Regions from separate parts of the Homo sapiens genome. Here region 2 is linked to region 1. A link is an interaction called in ENCODE POLR2A ChIA-PET data of the cell type or tissue named here. Cell type or tissue: PC-9. All regions are shown on one strand.

Region 1 (2,500 bases):
GTATAATCCTATTTCTTTCTGCTGTAGGCCTGAGCGTTTGTCTGGTTTGTTATTCAAATGAAGCATGACTCATTTAGGATTTACCAGCTTGCTCCGAATTGTCTGTGGCTGTATTAAGTCATTTGACCTGTTTCCAGTGGAAAATCCATTTTTATTTACATCCTTAGGTGAAAGAGCCTGATGGGGCCAAAAGAGTGCTAGGGAGCAAGTCCGAAGCCCTGGCTCCGTGCTGTGATAACAAACATCATTCATAAAGAAGTATAGACCAAAGAATATTTGAATACATGCTAACTAGCAACACCATCTTGGGCAAGCCTCCTTGTCTCTCTGACCCATCCCTCAAATGGGAACAATGCCTACCTGGTCTGCCTCACAGCATTTCTGTGAGACTCATATGAGAGAATGCATCTGAAAGTTCTTTACAAACCGTAGAGGGTGGTGCTAGGGGAATCAAGGCTTGGGAGAGCAGCTCTCCTGGTCGACTGTGGCGGGGCAGTTTGAGACCTCGGGAAGTGACTGATTTTCTCCAACAGCATTTCTCGGCTTGCGTGTTTGAAAGAATAAGCAAGAAACAATTAATGCATCTGCTGCCTTTCTTAGATGTTTCACCTCACCCCAAGTCCCGTCTAGCCTTCTCAAGGTCACTGAAATGAAGCTTTGTCATGAAAACTGGCAGAAACCTACTAGAAAGAGCCCTGGCCAAGATAAACCCCAGGAGAGACAGAGGCAGAAGGTCTCTCGTAGCTTCCGCAGATGTTGATCAGTTCCTCACATCATTTGGCCAAGGAATGAACGGGCATAATTTATGCTGCAGTTTAAGGAAGCACTGATTCTTCCATCGAACTTATTCACTGTCAGTTCATCTATTTACCAAAACTTAACCGAATGACATCTCCCTCTTGAGCCCAAACCACCATCCCTACCAGTTTTTCTAACCTTGCATTGCTAGAGCTATTTCTCAGGTGATTTCAATATGCTAGTCTTCTCAGTGAAAGAATTGAAACAGGCCAGGTGCAGTGGCTTGTGCCTGTAATCCCAGCACTTTGGGAGGCCAAGGCAGGTGGATCACCTAAGGTCAGGAGTTTGAGAGCAGCCTGGCCAACATGGTGAAACCCCGTCTCTACTAAAAATACAAAAATTAGTCAGGCGTGGTGGTGCATGCCTGTAATCCCAGCTACTCAGGAGGTTGAGGCAGGAGAATCTCTTGAACCTGGGAGGTGGGGGTTGAAATGAGCCGAGATTGAGCCATTGCACTCCAGCCTGGATGACAGAGCAAGACTCTGTCTCAAAAAAAAAAAAAAAAAAAAAAAAATTGAAACATCAAGAGATTGCAGCACTAGCTGGGCTGTCAAACCGGAATGACAGAAAAAATGCCTTTGTCCAAACACAATCCAACGTTCTCCATCTTATGGAAGCTACATCCCTTAGCCTGGCTGAAAGTGGCTCCAGTCTGGCCTCATTCAGGAGGCAGCAAGGACTGGTGGAAAAAACCCTGAGCTTGAGCTTGTCTCTTCTGCTCTTTATGCCTCAGTTTCCCTTCTGGTCCAATAATGAGGTTGAACTAGTCCTGCTATAAAGCTTCACTCATTTTCTGAGGTGGCGGTGGGGCTGAGGTGTAACACTGGGGTAGGAAGGAAGCTGAAAGGATACAGCAGTTCTGCTTTTAGCAGGTTGACACATTCTGAGTAGAGTTTCCTTTGGCAAAGGATTACTGTGCTGATTAAAAAATGCTTAAAAAACACAGGCCTGGCTGGGCATGGTGGCTCATGCCTGTATTCCCAGCACTTTGGGAGGCCGAGGCGGGTGGATCACCTGAGGTCAGGAATTTGAGACCAGCCTGGCCAACATGTTGAAACCCCGTCTCTACTAAAAATATAAAAATTAGCCAGGCATGGTGGTGGGCACCTGTAATCCCAGCTACTCAGGAGGCTGAGGCAAGCGAATCACCTGAACCCAGGAGGTGGAGGTTGCAGTGAGCTGAGATCTTGCATTGCACTCTAGCCTGGGAGACAAGAGTAAAACTCCATCTCAAAGAAAAAGCAAATCAAACAAACAAACAAAAAAAAACCATAGGCTTTTACCTGATGACTCTGAGGCTGCCCTAACAACTTTCCTTCCCTCTACCCTTGCGAGAAAACGTGTGTATTCTTACTGCAGTGACTTTACTCGAAACTCCCATCCCAGCACGTAATGCTCAAACTCCAGTTCCAGCCTCATCTCCTCCAAAAGCCAACGTGCCCATGAGGCTCTTCTCTGCTTCTTCTAACAACCCACTGGTTATACCAGGAGCCATGCCTGCCTTAGAGTGCCTTGTGCTGGGTGCCTCAAATGTCCCCCTACTTCCCCAACAAGATCATGAGACTGCTGCGGCAGGGACCCAGCTTGGGTCCGGCACTAATTGAGGACACAGGGATACCCAGTGAGTGACTGGATGTTGCAGAAGGCCACATCACTGACAGGGCCCTGAAGCTGAAGGTTGTTTAGAAGAGGGTCATACCCA
Region 2 (2,500 bases), 61 kb before region 1:
CCAGGTAGGGAAGTGCATTGCTCAAGGTCACATAGAGAGGTCAGGGGACCTGGTCCTGAGCCCAGTTCAGGGTTCTTTCCATTTCCAAGCTGTCTCTAGCCACAGGGCCAATTCTCTTCTACCTTCCCACAGCAGATGTTTCCCAACCAACCAACTAGCCAACCAGCTAACCAACCTGCAAGTATTTCCTATAAGCCTTGGACTGTGCATTCTCTGATGCTCTGCTGTAAACGATTATTTTTTTACTGTTCCAAAATGCAGCAGTAAAGAGTAAGCACTCACCTTTGGGGGCAGAGCAGAACTGGCCTGCTTCTTTGAGTCCTGCTTCGATTTCTGGAGCTTAAACATAGTGTCCCATCATTCCTTGAAGACATGCAGCTGCTAAGAAAGAGTTGCATATTTGTAAGTGGGGGCCAGTGAGAGATGTCTGGTCAGACCCCAGTTCTGGGGCGGGGTGGCTTTGGTCTGAGTGGTGGTCAGACCTATGCAGGAAGCCGCACCAGGCAGAGAGGAGGCCTCGGCCCGCCCAGGTTCCCACCCAGGTGTCCACCCTGGTGCAGTCCCCTCTGTCTGCCACCACGAGGACCTCTTCCTGAGGTTCCAAAGTTGAGCCGAGTGTAGTCCTTGCCCAGTCGATGCTTTCTGGGCTCACTCTCTCAAAAAGGAAGTAGCCCCTTTTATTCTTAGACCACCACAGATGCAGACAAAGCCCGGATTTTAAAGAGGAAATTTCTACTAAAATAAAATAGAAAATAAACAAAACCTAGATAAGATTATATTTATAGACTATAATTTTCTAAATAAAATGTAAAATGCACATTTATGGTAGAAAACGTGGAAATATATGTTTTAAGAATTCATAAGCCCACCCATCGCCTAGCCCAGTGCCGCCTCTGACACGGTAGCAAGTAAGCATGCGCTGCTCCCGAGCATTGGAAATGCGGCTGATCTGAACGGAGATGCACTGTAAGTATAAAATATACACCGGAGTGGAAGATTTAGTTCAAAAAATGTAAAATATCTCATTAATACTTTCAAAAATACTCATTACATGCCTGAGATGATAACATTCTGGATATATTGGACAATACATAATTTTTTTTTTTTTTTAGAGTCCAGTGGCATGATCTTGGCTCACTGCAACATCTGCCTCCCAGGTTCAAGCAATTCTCCTACCTCAGACTCCCGAGTAGCTGGGATTACAGGCATCCGCCACCACACCCAGCTAATTTTTGTATCTTTAGTAGAGACAGGGTTTCGCCACGTTGGTCACGCGGTCTCAAACTCCTGACCTCAGATGATTCACCCGTCCTCGGCCTCCCAAAGTGCTGGGATTACAGGTGTGAGTCACTGCACCCATCCAGCCAACAAATATATTATTAAAATTAATTTGACCTGTTCCTTTTTACTGTTTTCAGAAGCTACTAAAAACCGTAAAATCATATATATGACTCACATCACATGTCTGTTGGACGGCCCTGACCAAGAGAAACCACGGATAACATTCTGGCGCACCTGCTCCATTGTGGGGTGTATGTATTTGACGAGTCTGGCTCCTGGTCAAACACCTATGTGTGATTTTTCAGGTCTGACTGCAAGCAATGGCAGAGGCTTGACCTGGCAGCCCTCCTGGGGAAGCTCCCCTCCCCACACCAGACCTGGTGCCCAGCCAGCACACAGGAGGCTCTGAGGGGAGTTAAGGACTCAGCCCTGCTATGCTATGCTCTTCACATATTTGCATTCCTAGCCCAGTGTCTTCATTCCTAAATCTCTTTCTCTGAGGCCTTCGGCTGAGGTTTTTTTTCAGGTGCCTCTTCCGAGGCCTCTTTACCAGGGGGAGGAGGGCGAACCCTGAAGACATGCTTCCCCACTCTGAATCAGCACCCAGGATTTTTCCACTCTACCCCACACCCCGACCCCAGGGTCCATAAAACTGCTGGAGCCTTTGGTTGGGGGCTCCCTCAACAGTGCAATGTCCGCCACATCTGCACGGATCCACCTGACCCTTGAACGGTGCACTGTTTCATGGGGAAAATGAAACAGGAGAGCCAGCGGCTTCTCTGGCTTTAGCCTCCTGTTTATATTAACACTGTTATAGCAAGTGATTAAAGGCTGCACTGTTACTTTTTTTTTTTTGGCTCATTCTTGCTGTGATGGGCTACTCTGACACCTGACAGCTCAGCTCTCTCTCCCAGCTTAGCAGAACTCCCAACAGTATTTTTTAAATTTTTTTGGGGGGGCTGGACAGAGTCTCACTCTGTTGCCCAGGCTTGAGGGCAATAGCGCAATCTTGGCTCACTGCAACCTCCACCTCCCAGGTTCAAGTGATTCTCCTGTGTCCGCCTCCTGAGTAGCTGGGATTACAGGCACCTGCCACCACGCCCAGCTAATTTTTGTAATTTTAGTAGAGATGGAATTTTGCCATATTGGCCAGGCTGGTCTTGAACTCCTGACCTCAAGTGATCCGCCTGCCTCAGCCTCCCAAAGTGCTGGGATTACA

What was found. Peaks named below come from ENCODE experiments on the same cell type or tissue, not always from the same donor. Only the 100,000 strongest peaks of a DNase experiment are listed, where the experiment ranks them.
Region 2: POLR2A ChIA-PET joins it to region 1 with 5 read pairs; 4 of 35 experiments call an interaction of 5 or more read pairs at or near these places.

The regions. Positions count from the first base shown.
Region 1 is chr3:197,482,129-197,484,628 of GRCh38, forward strand. No RefSeq gene overlaps it. Among named protein-coding and RNA genes, the nearest start is that of LINC02012, 26 kb to the right of the region's middle. In PC-9, no CTCF peak of the experiment used is centred here; DNase peaks (open chromatin) are centred at 45 and 1,353; H3K27ac peaks cover 875 bases.
Region 2 is chr3:197,420,698-197,423,197 of GRCh38, forward strand. It overlaps LOC105374308 (a long non-coding RNA gene), which reads right to left. Exons shown (of 5, transcript NR_189108.1): 4 at 283-381. Among named protein-coding and RNA genes, the nearest start is that of LINC02012, 88 kb to the right of the region's middle. In PC-9, no CTCF peak of the experiment used is centred here; a DNase peak (open chromatin) is centred at 1,334; H3K4me3 peaks cover 364 bases; H3K27ac peaks cover 1,711 bases.